Linked DNA regions of Mus musculus: region 2 is linked to region 1. A link is a contact called in ENCODE Hi-C or POLR2A ChIA-PET data. All regions are on one chromosome and are shown on one strand. Each heading gives the region's core, a stretch centred on a gene start or an enhancer-like site at or near the end of the contact. The rest is flanking DNA. Distances are from core to core; before and after follow the strand shown. Region 1 has its middle 58 kb from the start of Gm33502. Region 2 has its middle 7.4 kb from the start of Gm26295.

The links. Hi-C counts contacts between places; a loop is a spot of excess contacts on that map. ChIA-PET counts read pairs that join two places held with the same protein, here RNA polymerase II (POLR2A).
Region 2: a loop to region 1 is called in a map of heart, with 7 times the contacts of the local background. The contact joins two enhancer-like sites. A Hi-C loop is called at or near these places in 3 of 37 maps with a recorded cell type or tissue (all heart). POLR2A ChIA-PET finds 5 or more read pairs at or near these places in 3 of 5 experiments (all embryonic stem cell).

The regions. Positions count from the first base shown.
Region 1 is chr16:30,733,371-30,738,102 of GRCm38, reverse strand. No RefSeq gene overlaps it. Among named protein-coding and RNA genes, the nearest start is that of Gm33502, 58 kb to the left of the region's middle. Within about 2 kb of position 2,607, at least 1 of the 3 ENCODE cell types and tissues checked has a DNase peak (open chromatin) inside an H3K27ac peak, as active enhancers do; it is heart, where a contact is called at or near this core.
Region 2 is chr16:30,819,157-30,823,888 of GRCm38, reverse strand. No RefSeq gene overlaps it. Among named protein-coding and RNA genes, the nearest start is that of Gm26295, 7.4 kb to the right of the region's middle. Within about 2 kb of position 2,388, at least 2 of the 3 ENCODE cell types and tissues checked have a DNase peak (open chromatin) inside an H3K27ac peak, as active enhancers do; they include heart, where a contact is called at or near this core.

The DNA of each region.
Region 1 (4,732 bases), core at 1,358-3,857:
CTTGGGAGGGATCTAAGTCAGAGTTTCTTTTTGTTGTTGTTGTTTGTTTTGTTTTGTTTTCTTCGAGACCGGGTTTTTCTGTGTAGCCCTGGCTGTCCTGGAACTCACTTTGTAGACCAGGCTGGCCTCGAACTCAGAAATCCGCCTGCCTCTGCCTCCCGAGTGCTGGGATTAAAGGCTTGCGCCACCATGCCCGGCTTTAAGTCAGGGTTTCTATTGCTGTGATGGAATGCTATGGCCGAAAGCAGCATGGGGAGGAAAGGGTTACTCAGCTTACACTTCCAGGTAACAGTCTGTCCTTGAGAGTGGGGCAGGAGCTCAAACAGGGTAGCAACCCAGAGGCCGGAGCTGGTACTTGACTATCTCCAGACCCGTGAGGGACCTCTCAAAACAAAGGTGAATAGGCCAGTAGCTAAGAAACAAGATCCAAGGTCATCCTCTGACCTCTGTACTCTTGTGCACACGTGTGCATGAGCACCTATATCTACACACACACCCCGCCCCCACCATACACACACAAAATAGCTGGAAAAAATAACACGGGCTTTGCACAATCCACCATGTCACAAATCAACTATGCAACTTTGGCAAGAAGAAACATTCTCTCACAGCCTCAGTTTCCCCCTTGGTAAAATGGGCTGGCTCTTCTGCTCTGTCCAGTCTACCACCTGGAAGCACCCCAGGCCCCTCTAAGCAGCACTGTGGTTTGTACAAGGTCCAGAGATCTTGTAAATTTCATTAGAAGCAGTTTTCCAGATGTGCCGGGGTGGGGTGACCTATAGTTAGAACTCAGCAGCCCCCACTTGTTTGTGTATTTACCGAAGCTCTGAACCAGCTGTCTGAATCACTTGCAAACAGACCAAAGCTATTTTCAGGCGTCACACGCAGCCCCACAAGAGTCAGCCACGCCTCAGGATAATGCACTAAAAATATCCTTATAGTGCTATTTTTAAGGCTCCAAAGCTACAAGCCACAGCCCAAGAAAGCAGAGTTCCTCACTGCGTGCACACACAGGGCACCAAACCAGAGCCCAGTTCCCACTGGGCCCCTGGGTCAGTCCAGGGGCTATTCTTTTCTCTGACCATCTGGAATCTCCCTAGCCAAAGGCCCAGGCTGCGTATGAAGGAAGCCTTGTCCTTCCCTGGGGACCCTGCTAGACGCTGAGGGGTACAACACAGCCCATGACACGACGATGGGACCATTATGTCTGCTGTATGCTTGTTTCTGTTCTGAATCACCAGCTCGGAGGCTTCTGCCCGTCAGGGATGCTGGACACGTCCCTAGCACATCTGAACAGTCATTTATGATTTTGAAAGCATATTCGCATGCATCAGCTCCACTGATCACTGTGGAACCTCGACACAAGGGTTATTATTGTCTATACGTGCGAATTTGTGCCCGGTTATCACCTTGGTGATGTGATAGAACACAGGTGGTCTCTGGTGTGTCCAGAAGTGATGACTTCACACTGGTTCAGCATCTTCCTTCTGCTACCATCGTAAGCACAGCAGTCACGATTCATTTGCTCACTCGTTCATTCATTCATTCATTCATTCATTCACTCGTTCCCTTGAGAAGTATTTTCCTCACTTCATAAGCTAAAGCCCTCTCTGTACTAGGCTGAGATATAAATGACACCTCTCTAGGAGGTGACAGTACCAGGACAGAAACCCAAGAGAAGCTTCTTAATCATATTGGGGCCCCAAGGGCTAAGTTGGATAGATAAACAAACACCGTGGAAGGCCTGAAAAGCCTGAGCCTGTGAAAACTGAAAGCAAGAGTAAGGGCAGGAGCCCAGGGAATTGTGGGGGCTAGCAGCTAGAGGGGGTTGGGGGGAGAGGGGAGGGGTTGGGGGCCTGTCTGCAGCTGATCCAGGGAGTCCAGCGGTTTACAGCAGAGGTCAGTGCAGACACAGCTGGGTTTTAAGAATCCCAGAGATGCTCTGTGGTGGGAGGGGTAGTCGGGCTTCAGAGAAAAGAGCCAGCACGCAGACCATGGCAACAGTTTGGGTGACCCAGAATGGGACTGAGGGAGGAGTCCAGGAGATTGACAAAGGAAGATGAGATTCAGAAAGTATATGGAAGTAGCTACGCGGTGTGAAGGAAAGAGGCGGGCAGAGTAAGGCAGGAGAAAGGAAGGATGCTACCGTTGTAGTGAGCAGTGTGACACGGTTTGTGGAGTTCCAGGAAGAGAGCAAGAGTGGACACAGTTTGGAAGGAAGGAAGCTTTTGAGAGGAATCTATAAATCTGTGGGTCTCAATACTCTTTCTCATCTGATACCTGAAAGTACCAGGATCTCTCCCTGATCAGCAACCTAAAATCTCCCCAGCAGAGCCTAAAATCAGGGGCTCAAAGTGTGCTTGGTGTATTTGGTCCTAAGGCCCTTGCTATTCACCTGTAAAGTCAGGAATGCATTTTTGCATATGCAAATATGTTTCCTTGGCTGAGGAAGTGTAGTTGTGTGCTTACCTCAGGGTAGCCAGGAATGTCACTCTGGGCTCTGGGTGCTTACCTCCATTAAGACCCCCTGGAGGGCTCTGTCCAGCTGTCCTCTGAGGCCTGCTGTTGTCCCCTGGAGAGAAATTCCGTGGCTACAGAGTTCCTGCCACCTGCACTTTCCCGTACATCCAGTCTAGGTTAGGGAAGGTCACACACACAGGGGGAAAATTCCAGAACATGAGCTCATAGCGTGTGGTGAAAAGTGAGGAAATTTGCCTGGAATTTTGGAATCTGCTCCAGGAATTCATTTTTTTGTTTTAACAGCAAATAGCTTCTAGGGAGCTACCAGGAATAGGTGTCTTCTCTACAGTGTTCCCCACTCCCACTGTGGCTGGTCTTCATTCACATGGCAGGCAGAGTGGTGGATGACTCCAAGTTTGTATTTTCTTTTTTTTTTTTCCATTTTTTATTAGGTATTTAGCTCATTTACATTTCCAATGCTATACCAAAAGTCCCCCATATCCACCCACCCCCACTCCCCTGCCCACCCACTCCCCCTTTTTGGCCCTGGTGTTCCCCTGTACTGGGGCATATAAAGTTTGCAAGTCCAATGGGCCTCTCTTTCCAGTGATGGCCGACTAGGCCATCTTTTGATATATATGCAGCTAGAGTCAAGAGCTCCGGGGTACTGGTTAGTTCATAATGTTGTTCCACCTATAGGGTTGCAGATCCCTTTAGCTCCTTGGCTACTTTCTCTAGCTCCTCCATTGGGAGCCCTATGATCCATCCATTAGCTGACTGTGAGCATCCACTTCTGTGTTTGCTAGGCCCCGGCATAGTCTCACAAGAGACAGCTACATCTGGGTCCTTTCAATAAAATCTTGCTAGTGTATGCAATGGTGTCAGCGTTTGGATGCTGATTATGGGGTGGATCCCTGGATATGGCAGTCTCTACATGGTCCATCCTTTCATCTCAGCTCCAAACTTTGTCTCTGTAACTCCTTCCATGGGTGTTTTGTTCCCAAATCTAAGGAGGGGCATAGTGTCCACACTTCAGTCTTCATTCTTCTTGAGTTTCATGTGTTTAGCAAATTATATCTTATATCTTGGGTATCCTAGGTTTGGGGCTAATATCCACTTATCAGTGAGTACATATTGTGTGAGTTTCTTTGTGAATGTGTTACCTCACTCAGGATGATGCCCTCCAGGTCCATCCATTTGGCTAGAAATTTCATAAATTCATTCTTTTTAATAGCTGAGTAGTACTCCATTGTGTAGATGTACCACATTTTCTGTATCCATTCCTCTGTTGAGGGGCATCTAGGTTCTTTCCAGCTTCTGGCTATTATAAATAAGGCTGCTATGAACATAGTGGAGCATGTGTCCTTCTTACCAGTTGGGGCATCTTCTGGATATATGCCCATGAGAGGTATTGCTGGATCCTCCGGTAGTACTATGTCCAATTTTCTGAGGAACCGCCAGACTGATTTCCAGAGTGGTTGTACAAGCCTGCACTCCCACCAACAATGGAGGAGTGTTCCTCTTTCTCCACATGTATTTTCTAATCACAAGATAAAAAAAAAAAAAAAAAAAAAAAAAAACATGACCAACAAACAAAACAGGCACTCTGATATTTCCTGGCTGACAACACTAATTCATTTTTGCCTATAAAGGAATTTTTTTCTAAGACATGAATTGCTCCCTTCAAACCAAAACTGCCTAACTTTAGGACTGATGCTAGGCGCGTGGAGGATGGCAGTGTGCTGTTACAACATACTGTGATTTCCCTCCCTCTGCAAGCTGCCATTGAGCATGGTCCTTCCCATCTGTAGACCTAGGAAGGAACCATGTCTATGCCTTCCATAGCAAAGCGCCCACACACCTGCGCAATAGTGTGTAACAGCATACACATGTGACCGGGTTAGCTTGAGGCTGAACTTGTTAGCTACCTCGGGGCCTAGGTTTAGGAATGCATCCGCCAGGAGTGTGCCACTTCCTGCCGATTTTACCTTCTGTTCTCAGCCACAGATGTGACCTCTGACCCCGAGGAGTCTCTTTGCGATGGCTCTGAGCCCCCAGGCTTCCACTTTCCTATACCCATGACCTTACAGAGGCTTACTTGCTGGACACAGTAGAAGGTTTCTCTGCCTGGTGACGAAGGGCAGAAACCCCAAGCGACGGCCATTTAAAGGGCTCCTGTAAACTGATCTTTCTAGACTAGAACTCTTCCTGCTTCTGGCCCTCAGCTACTCTCTAATTCAGAGAGTTTTCTGAGGTTCTGAGTGATTTTTTT
Region 2 (4,732 bases), core at 1,139-3,638, 86 kb before region 1:
AGCATAAGGCAGAGACCACTAAGCTCCTGTGTATAGGAAGCGGAGTGTCTTAGATGGGGTTCTATTGCTGGATTAAAGACCAAGACCCAAAGCAGCCCATCTCAGCCATAGTCCATCACTGACAGAAGTCAAAGCAGAAAGTTAAGGCAGGAAACCCGCAGGCAGGGACTGAAGCAGAGATCATGGAGGAGTGCTATTCACTGGCTTGCTCAGCCTGATTTCATATACAGCCCAGGACCACCTGCCCCAGAGTGACCTGGGTCCTCCCATATCCATGACTAATCAAGAAAATGCCCCAAAGCCTTGCCTACTGGCCAACCCTATGGAGGAGGCATTTTCTCAGTTAAGTTTCCCTTTTCCAAAATAGCCTTAGCTTGTGTAAATTGGAAAAAAACGGGGGGGGGGGTGTAACAGAAAATAGGAAAAGACTGAATTCAGCCATAATCCTCAAAGGGAGACACCCACAGTGACCTACTTCCTTCAGTAAGACCACATCTCCTAAAGTTTCCATCACATTCCATAATAGTGTCAGTGACAGAGAATTAGGCATGTAGCACAAGAACCTTGGGGACACCATAGTCATTATAACAATGCCACAGTTAGACACAGGCATTCTCAGGCAGTCTGCCATGATCCAGTGTTTTTCCTGCCCCTTTAAAGAAAGTACTTATTTTCAGGTGACACAGTATGTTCCTAGTTGTTTCTGGGGGTACAGGTAGCATCGCAGGCTGTGTACACAACAGGTAGTGACTCACTAGGGGCACCGGGAAAGCCTATCAGCTCCACCATTTATCAACATTTTAGGCACTGAGAATCTTCAAGATCCCCTCTGCTGGCATTGTCTAGAATTCGCCCCTCTGCTAGGATGAAATGAGTCAATTCAAGCTTGATTAGATTATATAAAGGCAGGTTGATTGGGAAGCCACTCTCTGATCCCAAGGAACAAGGCCAGATAAGTTGCCATGAGGAGGGAGACAGAGGGGAGGGAGAAGAGGAAGCAGAGAGAGAAAAAGAGGGTCAGGAGGGCTGGGACTACCAACATTTCAGTGTTATAGAGGGAAGAACTTCTGGAGGCGGGGAAGGAAGCTCCACTCCTCAGCTGGAAAGTTCAGGGTAGAGGGCTGGGTATGCCAGGTAGGGACTGAGGGATTCTGGGAGAACCTGAGGGCCAGGTCCACTTTGATAAGTTAAATATGCACCACACCTGTTTGTCCCAGTTTTGAATGCCAACACCATCATCTTCCCTAGAGAGCAGACCAATATTTATTCTGCCCTTCTTGCAGACATCTATTCACTCGTGGTAAACATTGTACCATGCTAAGAGGAGCATAAGATGAGATGAGTCCCAAACCCACACATGGGATGACATTCTCAGAATGGGCCTCTGCTGGGAACTTGAGCCTGGTACCAGAAAATCTCCTTCCTGGGGGAAATGGCCTTCACTCGCCTTGCCTTTCGCTGAGTCAGTGTTTACAGTAGATCTAGCCTCCGTCTGCCATCAGCTTGAGCCCTTTCCGCAGCCTTCCCAGCAAAAGGCACCAGGAGTGTACCAGACATATGCCAAGGTCGGGAATTTCAACGCTGTCTAAGGCACCCTGGTAAATGGCTTATTATGGAGACGGGGCTTCTTCTCTGCTCCTGGGTGCTCTGGATCTGCACAGTGAGTCTGCTGGGGCATTTTCCTATAGCAGATCTGCAGAGATTGATTGTCCCTTTCATTCATTGTGCCCACCATACAAGTCCCTGGATTCACCCACCCTGATCTCCACCCAAAGTCATGCGCTCTCCACAACTCTCCACACGTGCCTTTTCCAGAACTCTGCTTCTCAGCTCACTGACCGTGTGCCACTGGATAGCAAAGCATATTAAAACCCAGCCTGACTAGATCCCATTAATCAACTACGCGTGGGAGGGAGCGGGAGAGATTCCTGGCAGGGACCTGGTCCTCTCTCTGTTAATGACTTCAGAGAACTAAATATATTTTGGAATAGCTAGAGATGAGCTTGAAATGCACTAAAAGTTGTTTTCCAGAAGCCTTAAATGTGTCTCTTCTCTTTGTGTTGGCATTTTTAAAGCATTCTCCAAATGTCATTGCTGGAATAAATAAATGAATAAACAAACAAAACGCCATGAAACACACTTGAAAGTTGTAGCAGGCAGTAAAGCTATGACATCTGCTTCATTGATTAGAATTTGCACGGAAAGATAGCTGCGAGCAGCGTGTGAAAGCTTTTACTTTGCCTTTGGTTTCTCCTTGTGTCTCACTTCGAATAATTTCCACTCACATCCTTCTGTCCCTGGGGCCTTCAAGCCTGGTAAATAAGCAGACCCCAGGGATCTCCAAGGAGCCAGCAACATCCGGGAAACCGGAGCCGGGAGGCTCTGCGCAACCCTCCCCCACACACCACTTTCCAGGAAGGAGTGGCTGAGCCAGAACAATGACTTTGGCATGCAACTAGTCCTGGGTCAACTTTCCCCCACTCTTTTCCTCTTTCCTCCTGCCCCGTGACCTCGTGACTTCGGGCAGGGAGAAGGCTCCCCGTTAGCCCCTGACTCCGGAATGCTGCACTGATCGACCATGCTTTTGTCCTGTGCCTCAGGACTCCACGCAGAGCTGAGCTGGGTAGAGCTTCCTCTCCAACTCGGAGAAGAATGTCAGTCAGGAAGCTCAGCTATCCAGAGAATGTGAAATAACAATATTTTAATGGAATCTTTTTCTTTTCTTCACCTCATCTAATGCAGAACTGGTAGTCTGTCTATCTGTAAATTACGCCATTTTCACAACTGGAGAGATTTTCTGATTGTGACTCAATAAATCCTTGGTGCTTTTTTTTCCCTCCTACCACAGAGAGGCATTGCTGTGGTGCTCTGGTCTGCAGGTGCTGTGCAAGAGCTGGGGTGCTCTTATACAGGCTGTGTTGCTAACAGAGGGAGCATCCTTGAGACGTTTTCCTGCAATGATGCCGGTGAGCCATGCCATGGCTAAGAATCGCCCAGGGAGTTGATGGTACTTTCTAAGACTTGGGGCCCAGTCTTGGAATGGTAGCTTAATGTTTGACAGTTTAAACTGGAGTAGCTCCAGAGCTCTTTGTTGGCTCCAACACATGGATAAGGTTTTCTAGAACATTTACTCCATCCCATCCCCCAATTAAAAAAAAAATTTTTTTTTAATTTTGTTTGTATAATTTGGTCTGCATGTTTGTCTGTGCACCCCGTGTGTGCCTGATGCCCACAGAGGTCTGAAGTTGATGTCAGATCCTCTGGAACTGGGATTCCAAGTGGTTGAGGTTGCCATGTGGGTTTTGGGATCAACCTGGGTCCTCTGGAAGAGCAGCTGAGCCATTTCTGCAGCCCTTCTAGATTAATTGTGAGACTCCATGACAGGCTTCAAACTGCAAGTCTAGAGAGTCTAGGTCTAACAACTGGGCAAGTCCAGGCAAGCCCAGGTAAGCCAGTTACTAGAAAAAAGCCCCAGACTTGAGGCAGCTAGTCAGAAACTGCCCTGCCATTAGAAGCTGCCCGGCCACCTGGACAGAAGCAAGGACAACGGGTCAGCAAGTTTCCAGACTTCCTCAGCAACAGTTTCCAGCCCCCCCCCCCCCCCCCCCGCAACACCCTAGTTTTGAAATGCCCCTGGAGACTACCTACCCTGGAATCCACTAACGTTCTTTAAATCTGGCCTGCAAGCTCACTTGGTTGTCTCTCTATCTTGGTAATGGAAGACCCCAGCATGCTGGACTTTAGCAGAATAAAACACTCTTTGCGTTTGCATACTGTTTGAGTCTGAGGTATCATTCTTCTGTGAATCATAGACCCTTACCATTCTTCCTATGGTCAATGCCAAACTCGGTGAGAGCAATAAAAAAGATACTGTATTCTTTATGAAATAGCATTTTGATGTTTGAGCCGAGCATCATTAGAATCCAACAATTCGGCATTATCTGGGATTGACTGCTGAATACATTCTCGTCTGTGTTGAAATAACTGCAGTTTTTGTGTTACAATGAAGATTATAAACAATTAAAATAATGAAGTCAAAGTCAAGGGCACAATTCACATCCCTAGGCTCTGAACACTTCCCTATTTAAAAACTGGAAGGAAAACAAAGACAAAATTCTGTATTAACATCCCTGGCTTTCCCAGATGAAATAGGCCTGTCCAGGTATACTTTAAAATCCAAGATTTCAATTAAAACAGCTCTCCTGGCAAGAAGACCTTATAAAAAAATCTCGTCGAATCAGGGGAATTCAGAATCCTTCTTTTGGTTCACTTTATGAAAATGAGAAGTCTTGAGGCCAGACTGGTTTTTCTTAAAATGGAAGTGTGTCTTTAGCACAGTATTTGACACTACTGTTTTCTGTTGGGGAGGGGGGTGGGTAGCAGAAAAGAAAAAGTGCTTAGAAGGAAGAAGCCCAGATTCTAGGGCGAGCTGGATCATCTTGGACTTCACATTCTGATCTCCTTCATCTTGCTTCCTGGCCACCTGGGAGGAAAGCAGATCACAGAGGGGCAGGGCTGGAAGGAGAGACAGGAGGGAAGCGTTGAGCACCTGTCCTTGAGCTGAGCAAGTAGGATGAGTGATTTCCAGATGCCCCAGTTGAGGGACAGGTTTGCTTGCCTGAGGTGGGAAGTCCTGAGCGAAACAGGACTTCCGAGTTCCTGAAGAAGAAGGAGAGTTCCTGTGAACTTGGAAGTCTTGTTTCCCTCAGGACTTCCCACCATATTTGTCCGA